2 separate regions of the Homo sapiens genome follow, and region 1 is linked to region 2. The links are chromatin contacts, found by Hi-C in ENCODE. All regions are on one chromosome and are shown on one strand. The core of a region is the stretch at or near the end of the contact, and the rest is flanking DNA. Distances in the headings are between cores, read along the strand shown.

Region 1 (4,492 bases), core at 1,062-3,561, 270 kb after region 2:
AGGAGAGCCCCTGCATGCAGTTGCCTGCTGTGACCAGCAGAGGGAGGACAAGTCCTGGGCCCATGCTGGCAGTGAGGCAGCTGCTTCCAGGGATGGGAGAGCAGTAACTCAAGTGAAGGAAGATGGATTGTTTGCAATTGCTTTGCCCCATCGAGACATAAAATGCACTTTGCAAGATAGAGTCTGAGGCTAATACAATGCAGTGTGGGGCTGTCAGCATTAGGGGATGAGATGACAATATGGGACCTGGGTCTGGCCTGGGCAAGTGCCTGCTCAGCATGTGTACGCTGTTTGGGTTGTATTGGAGCTATTGGGCGCTGGAACCAGCACTTGTGTTGGAGCGGTTTCCCCCCACCAGAGCCACAGTGTTTTCTCCCCAGTGGTGGTCACACCCCCATATAGGAAATCAGGCATTCCGTGATAAAATGGAGGTTTGCATGAGTGTGAGCACTCTTTACGGAGACTAGAACATTCCCTGTGTCTTTCAGTTCCTTTTTTTTTTTAAGAGATGAGGTCCTCACTGTCACCCAGGCTGGAGTGCAGTGGCACTGTCTTGGCTCACTGCAGCCTCAATCACCTGGGCTCAAGCAATCCTTCTGCCTTAACAGAGCAGCTGAGACTGCAGGTGCACACCACTGTGTTTGGCTCTTAAAAGTTTTTGTAGAGATGGGGTCTTGCTGTGTTGTCCAGGCTAGTCGAACTCCTGGGCTCAAGCGATCCTCTCAACTCCCACTCCCAAAGTGCTGGGAATATAGGCCTGAGCCACTACGTCTGGCCTTTCAGTTCTGATTAGCATCCCTGAATGGCCATTTTCTCTCTCACTGGCAACTCAGTCAGTTCATGCTTGGTCCAGGGACTTGGTACATCAGGAGACTTGTGGAATATGGATTAAATCACAAGAACTAAAGTTAAATAATCACAACAAGTGAAAGGTGCTGTGTCGAGCACTGTTTTCTAAACACATTCATTAGGTGAACTCATTTTAATAAAAGGGTAAAGAGTAAACAATTATCATGCTTAGGAAAGAAGGAATATGTGCAAACCCTCAATGCTGGAGCAGCCACAGAGAATATTAGGACTGAGCCTCAGGGGTCCACACCAGGGACACCTGCTTGGAAAATGTATACAAACACAGGGTTCGCCTAATTGCCTTCATTCAGAGTATCCTCCTTTTCCACAGTGGAAGTGTCGTACCTAACAAGGTTCTGGATATCTGTGTGTTGAGACTCTGCCATTTCTATTTTTCTGCTTTTTTCTTTCCTTCCTTTCAAATAGATGTCTGTGGACTTTATCCCCAGGAATGGTCTCTTGGTTAAAGTGTGTGAAAATCTTCTGCATCTGATGGACAACATTGTGATAGACATGGCACCTGGGACACACCTGTAGGTGGATGTTGATGATGTCTTTCTCTTTTAGGTCTCTGCAGACAAACTGGTGGCACTGGGGCTGTTCAGCCAGCACTTTAATTTGGCCACCTTCAATAAGCTCGTCTCCTATCGAAAAGCCATGTACCATGCTCTGGAGGTAACATGGGATGAGGGAATGAGGGCTAAGCCCTGAGAGCAGGGATGAAGCAAGAGACCCACAGAAACCTAGCTCAGTGTTGCCAAGGGTGGTTTGGAGGGGACAGGGTGGCCAGGGAGGAGGTAAATGACAACATAACATGATGGCCACCGGATTGGGCCTCCCAACAAAGGGATTTGAGACATCCCAGCTGCCACTTATTGGGACCACTAACTGAATCAGAAGGAAAGAGCACGGGCAGTTAGGGGTGCAATATTCGTATCAGTGAATGTGCTTTTCCAGAGACCTCAGAGCCTTCTTATGAGGGTTGGAGTTCACAGCAAGACAGCAGTGGAGGCCAGCTGTCTTCTATCTGTGGGCCGTCTTATCCCCTATGAACCATTATACCCTGTTTCTCCCTTCACCTTGATTTTTTCCCCCCACCTTTGTTCAGCATTTAAGAGCCAACCTCTTCTCATTGCTAAAGGCTTCATTAGACACTGAAATCCTTGGTCCTTCATGTAGGACACAAGTTAATGTCCCCATCTTTAGGGAGATAAAACAAGAAATCTAGTGCCGCCTTATATAAGATACAGAGGAGATGAGATAGTGCTGGCTGGGGCTTCTATATCTTGGTGGTAGAGTTAATTCTGATATGTCTGCCTTTTGAGTGGGAGGTGACCACTGACATTCCCTAGGGGGAAGAGATCCTATTTGGTGCCTGCATGAAAAGATTTAACCACAACCCCCCTTCCGAGGCCTCTCCCTGCACAGGCCCCTCCTTCCTCTGTCACATACCACAGCCCAGGACAGCTGTCTGGCTATGAAAGGGCCCAGTGTGAAGGGGAATGTAGGCCCTGGCTGGGGGAATCCCTGGGTGTGGCCTGGCGAGCACCTCCTCCCCACCCCCCCATTCATCACAGACTCTGCCTTTGCAGAAAGCTAGGGTGCGAGCTGGCAAGACCTTCCCCAGCAGCCCTGGAGACTCATTGGAGGACCAGCTGAAGCCCATGTTGGAGTGGGCCCACGGGGGCTTCAAGCCCACTGGGATCGAGGGCCTCAAACCCAACAACACGCAACCAGGTGGGAATGAGTCCCCATGGCAGCACCCGCTGCCTCTGCTGGTGGGACCACTTCTTGGGAGAGTCAGCCACCCCTGCTGCCCCACACCCCACCCAGCTTTCTAGCAGCTGGTCTCAACTCTGAATGTTGGAAAAATAGGAGCAGGCATACGAAGGCTGTGCCAGCTCTATCTGGCTTCCCCGGCCACTTTCTTGCTGATGGTCACGTGCATATAATTTGTATTGAATCTGACATCTGTCTTGAAGTCAGGATGCAGTGTTGACTAGCACCTTTTTTATTAAAGGAAAAAATAGTTAAGCTATGCTCATTTGAGAAAATTGGAAAGTGTTAAAGAAGAATATGCCACCTGCTAACATTTTGACCAGTACCATATTTCTCCCATTATAAGATAACTCTGGTTTCTAGAAATCCAGGACTTGTCTTACAATCCATAGATTTAAAGGCCAGGCCTAGTGGCTCATGCCTGTAATCGCAGCACTCTGGGAGGCTGAGGCGAGTGGATCACTTGAGGCGATCACCTGGACAACATGGTGAAAAATAGAAAAATTAGCCTGGTGTGCTTGGCATGTGCCTGTGGTCCCAGCTACCCGGGAGGCTGAGGTGGGAGAATTGGCTTGAGCCCAGGAGGCAGAGGTTGCAGTGCGCCGAGATCGCACCACTGCATTCAAGCCTGGGTGACAGAGCAAGACCTTGTCTCAAAAAAGAAAACAGTCCATACATTTAATGTAATGTTTTTTCTGTTTTGTTTTGTTTTCCCCTCAAAAGTGGTTAATAAGTCGAAGGTGCGTCGTGCAGGCAGTAGGAAATTAGAATCAAGGAAATACGGTATTTCCTTCCTGTCTTTTGACTGTGCCCTGTTTTCTATGCACTTTCTTCTGATTTCTTTGCATATAAAATGGTCACTGGAAAAGAATCAAATTTCTTGAAAAGTCAATCTGAACTCCCTCCCCACTCTCCCCTCACATCCCACCCTCACAAATACCCTCCAGGTTAACGTTGGGTTGCACATCCTTCCAGATTTTTCTGAACACTAGTTGGATTCCTGCTTTCCCCTTTATTAATATTAATACTGTAAGCACTGTCTGATGTCATTTTGTCACTAAAGGGTCCTTAAGATTTTTAATGGCTGTACAATTTTCTTTCCTAGGGTCAGAGTCAAATTTAACCATGTCCATTAAGATTTTCTGTGTAGATGGAATAGAAATACAAATGGGTTTTACAAAATCCCATTTATAGAATGGGAGCCATATTATGTAAAATTAAAAAGTGCTGGGCTCAGTGGCTCACGCTTATAATCCCAGCATTTTGGGATGCAAATAACCATCTCTTGGATTTCCCAGCATTTTGGGACGCTGAGGTGGGCAGATTGCTTGAGCTCAGGAGTTCCAAGACCAGCCTGGGCAACAGGATGTAACCCTGTTTCTAAGAGAAATACAAAATTAGCTGGGTGAGGTGGTGTGTGCCTGTGGAGGCTGAGGTGGGAGGATCACCTGAGCCCAGGAAGTCAGGCTGCAGTTTGCTAAGATCATGCCACTGCACTCCAGCCTGGGTGACACACTGAGAACCTGTCTCAAAAAAAAAAAAAAAAAAAAAAACCAAAACAGAAACAAAAAAGAAAGAAAAAAACGAGGCCAGGTGCAGTGGCTCATGCCTGTAATCCCAGCACTTTGGGAGGCTGAGGCAGGCAGATCCCTTGTGGTCGGGAGTTCACCAGCCTGGCCAGCATGATGAAACCCCGTCTCTACTAAAATACAAAAATTAGCCAGGTGTGGTGCTGCATGCCTGTAACAGGCTGAGGCAGGAGAATTTCTTGAATCCAGGAGGCGGAGGTTGCAGTGAGCCAAGATCCACGTCATTGCCCTCCAGCCTGGGCAACAAGAAAGGAACAGGTGAAATTAATACAAAT
Region 2 (4,144 bases), core at 1,514-4,013:
AACATGGGAACCAGCATTTATGAGGGATTAACTAGATCCATTCCTGCCCCTCGTGCTTTGAAGTTGGCCCATGTGCCCAATGAAACAGCCGTGGCCTGATGGCTCCCAAGGGCATGGAAGCCTCTGGATTTGGTGAGTCAGCTGCTGTCAGAAGCCGTTCACGTGTGTCAGGGACAATGAACACAAGCAGAAAGCCCCGCTTGACGCCCATGCTCCCAATCCTTTGTTGTCTGCTCAGGCTTTGCTGTGGATTTTTCCTTCCCCAGATTCAATGGATGCTACTTGAGTGCCACCCGGATAAACGGCGCGCCCTTCATTCGAGTCTGTTTCCATCCTCGGGCCTGACTTCAGCAACTTCCACAGGCCCGATGCCCGGGAGCTGGCATGATGCACCAGGCAGTCCTGGAAACCCTGATAAATCGCCCACCTGGGCACCATTTCTCAGGGCAGCATTATAATTGTACCAGCCAAATGTGCTGGGCCGTCTCAATGTGCCAAAGCCACCTGCAAACAGATGGGCCCCCAGATTTCCTGGAGGCCTCTGGGATGTTCAGTTTGAGGGGGTGCGGGGGTGCTGAAGTGAGGTCCTTGCTGGTCTCACTGGGCAGGACAGAGCTGGAGGGCATGGACGTCAGTCCAAGGGATCACCTTTGGTGGTCACAAGTGCTCTGGGCATTTTATTTTATTGTTTTTTGAGATGGGGTCTAACTCTGTCACCCAGGCTGGAGTGCAGTGGCATGATCATGGCTCACTGCAGCTTCCACCTCCCGGGCTCAAGCAATCCTCCCACCTCAGCCTCCCAAACTGCTGAGATTACAGGCATGAGCCACTGTGCCCAGCCTGCCCTGGTCATTTTAAATTCTCATCAGTCGGCCGGGTGCAGATTACACACCTGTAATCCCAGCACTTTGGGAGGCCAAGGCGGGTAGATCATGAGGTCAGGAGATCGAGACCATCCTGGCTAACATGGTGAAACCCCATCTCTACTAAAAATACAAAAAAAATTAGCCAGGCGTGGCGGTGGGCACCTGAAGTCCCAGCTACCCGGGAGGCTGAGGCAGAAGAATGGCATGAACCCGGGAGGCGGAGCTTGCAGTGAGCCGAGATCGCACCACTGCACTCCAGCCTGGGCGACAGAGCGAGACTTTGTCTCAAAAAAAAAAAAAAAAATTATCATCAGTACTCCGTGGGTTTACTTATCAGAGGCCACATGGGTGTGCACAGGGTGGAAACAAGCACCAGGGAAGATGTATCATTAACAGGTATGTGGGTGGGAGGATGCATGCACACGTCTCAGGGAGGGTACAGGCCAGACCCTCGTGCATGGAGAAGCAGTGGGAGGCATGGATGGAACTTTGAGAACGGGGCAGGCTGGCCATTCCCAACTGGAATCCGGCTGGGAGGAAAGGGGCTGGCCGGGGCCTTGCAAGGCAGGGGAAACATGTTGTTCACTTTTTTGTTTTGTATGGTTGGTTTTTAAGTGAAATTTGAGATTTAAAAAAAGTTAAACGAAACAAAACAAGGCGCTTTGGGCAGCACCACGGACCCATACTGGCCTCTGGGACTAGCAACAACAGCTGCTGGACACTTTTCTGTGCCAGCAAAAGCTGGCGTCTTCAGGGACAGTCCACTCTTAGATGGCCCCCGCCCTAGCCCTCCAGCACGCCACCCCTGCTACCTTTGGGTTCCAGGCCATTGGAGTTAAAGTGCATCCTCTTCTGACACTCCGTACAGCTCATCAGGAACCGGGTCACGGCCTCTCTCGGGAGGAAGGCATAGGTCTCTGCGATCTGGAGGAGAGAAGAGCTTCGCTTGTTATATGGATCTGTGGGGAGGCAACTTGGCCATGGGGTCACCAAGGTCTGAGCTTTGGTGGCAGGTGCTTCGGCTCTTGCAAGGAAAGTCAGGGATTTGAGGAGCAAGGGACAGGTGTCCTGGATTCTCAGCTGTGGCAATGAGACAGTACTTTTGTGGAAAACCATTTGTTTTAAAAATCGCAATAAAGGAGGTTAAAAATTGAAAAAGCAAACCCTTTAAACATTATCTAGTCTTTAACCTATATTCTAATAAGTAACATTCCTCAGAACATTTTATTGCTGCTACAAAAAAATGGGCTTACAAACATTGCTCTAGCGTAGGGTGAGCAGTTCCCCTCTTAGAGATGGATAGACTGAGACCCACAGATAAATTCACTGCCCCAGGCCCATACACAGAACCAAAGGTCCTACAAGCCATCTCCTGTGATCACTGACAGGTCAAGAACCTTCTTAGGAAGAGCTGTGAAGGGCTAGTACCAGGCATCAGACTTTTCAAACTAGACAGGCTCTGCAGGACCCCCATGTTCCAGGCAACTATGGCTTGGAGAGGTGAGCTGACTCCCCAAGGTCACAAGGAATTTTCAAGGCAGTGCCAGACTAAACCCCATGTTCCAGGTCACACCACTCCACAGTTGCCTCCAGAAGGCCTCCCCTAGTTGAGGAGGAGGACAGGGATGCAGAGGGCTGGGGGAGAGACACAAAGAAGGGAGGGAACATGAAAAAAGGGCTGGGTGGGGGAGTGGGGAAGAAGTGGCTGTGGGCCTAGGTGTCCAGCCCTTTCCTCTTGCTCTGGGTTTTGGAAAAGCCACTGACCCTGATTTAGCTGTCTGGTGGGGCCAAAGAGTCCCTTCAGTCCCAGGTTCCCTGGGCTGAGACTGCCCAGTTACTGGTTTTCCATGTGCTTCCTGGAGCCTGGGTCCTCCCGCACCTCTCCACTAAGGGGCAGCATCACCCAAGCGTTCCGCTGTCCTCGCCGCAGCCCGCAGCCGGGCTGGGAAAGTTGGCCAAGGGTGAGGGGCTGCTCTGCGCTGCGCTTGGCCCCGCCTTCCCACAGCAACTGCAGGGGTTTGCTCCTTTAGAAATGCACGAATGTCCTTCTCCATCTCTGTGATGGCTGGAGGGTAGAGGTGGGCTAGGGCGGGGCTGGGGAGTGGAGTTGTGGGGGGATGCAGAAGGCTTGGGGTGTCCCAGGCTGTGGCTGGGCTCTTGGAGGACCAGCTCAGGCACAGCTTCCAGCTCAGCCCACTGGCAGAGTCCAGGGGCCACTCTTGCCAGCTGCAAATGCGAAGTTAATTTTGGTGACACAATTGTTATTTCTCAGCTGATTTGATGCTCTGTGGAGCAGGCAGGCTCCTTGATGAGTTATCTCCCTTCCAAATTCCCTGTCTGATTGCCTTCCTCTGGAGGTCAGGGACAAGGGCAAACCCCAGTGTCTCTGACTGGAGCAGCGGATGGGAGAGCAACATCAGGGATGCAGCTGGTCCTTGTCAGGTGTCAGGTCCGAGGGATGGGGCTTTTCTGCCATGCACACAGAGAGCTTCATCCCTAGCCCAGGCCAGGATAAATGTGGCCACCACTCTACCCCTGGAGAGGGAGCCATTCCTGTGCCCTCAGTAGGCCAGGCAGCAAGAAGGGCCCTGCCCATCCTGTGTGCAGCCCTCAGCAGAGCAGCCCAGGGCTGCCTGGAAGTCTGGGGGCACGTTCCTCTCAGGCCAGCTGGGTCTGGAGAGAGATGTCTGGCTGAAGGGTGGCAGCTGCAGGAGCAAGTGTGCAGGAGGGAAGGGCGTGTGCTAGGCAGAGCAGAGGGCTGTGGCTGACTTGGGCCGACAGATGCCCCTCGGCTCCCCTGAGACGTGGCACCCTAGGTCAGGCCTCAGGAGAGCTCAGTGGAGGGCCCGGGGGAGGGTTGCACAGTCAGCTGGGAGAAGAGGGCCAGGTCCCTACCATGAGGGCAGCCCTACTAAGCTACCCAAAGCTTGCCTGCTCACCTGCCAATGGGCAGAGAAATATTTTTTAAAGGGCTCAGGGGGTCCTCCTGGCCTGGCTGCTCTGCTGAGGGCTGCACACAGGATGGGCAGGGCCCTTCTTGCTGCCTGGCCAGCTGAGGGAATAGGAATGGCTCCCTCTCCAGGGGTAGAGTGGTGGCCACATTTATCCTGGCCTTGGCAGGGACCCCAGCAGTGTGCAAAGGCTGGCTGGCGTGCCACAGGGAGGGGAGTGCTGAGCACACACCTTCTGGCCCTGGGTCCCATTGATGGGTGGAAGGGGAGGATAGAAGGCTGACAGGTGAGAAGTCCTTGGAACTGCCTGAGGGCCAGGGAGGGAAG

Evidence for each region. A loop is a pair of places that touch in the nucleus more often than their neighbours do. Pooled maps may share reads with other maps.
Region 1: a loop to region 2 is called in a map of astrocyte of the cerebellum, with 3 times the contacts of the local background. The contact joins two enhancer-like sites. A Hi-C loop is called at or near these places in 6 of 168 maps with a recorded cell type or tissue (HAP-1, astrocyte of the cerebellum, heart right ventricle and 2 more), 1 of 37 single-sample maps with no recorded cell type and 6 of 50 pooled maps.

What each region holds. Positions count from the first base shown.
Region 1 is chr20:32,790,185-32,794,676 of GRCh38, forward strand. DNMT3B (DNA methyltransferase 3 beta) reads left to right here. Exons shown (of 23, transcript NM_006892.4): 8 at 1,417-1,524; 9 at 2,442-2,586; 10 at 3,352-3,411. Among named protein-coding and RNA genes, the nearest start is that of MAPRE1, 28 kb to the right of the region's middle. RefSeq lists enhancers at 1-52, 53-982, 145-284. Within about 2 kb of position 2,312, at least 2 of the 41 ENCODE cell types and tissues checked have a DNase peak (open chromatin) inside an H3K27ac peak, as active enhancers do.
Region 2 is chr20:32,519,133-32,523,276 of GRCh38, forward strand. NOL4L (nucleolar protein 4 like) reads right to left here. Exons shown (of 11, transcript NM_001256798.2): 3 at 1,679-1,790. It overlaps LOC101929698 (a long non-coding RNA gene), which reads left to right. Exons shown (of 3, transcript NR_110619.1): 3 at 267-1,153. Among named protein-coding and RNA genes, the nearest start is that of NOL4L-AS1, 40 kb to the right of the region's middle. Within about 2 kb of position 2,764, at least 5 of the 41 ENCODE cell types and tissues checked have a DNase peak (open chromatin) inside an H3K27ac peak, as active enhancers do.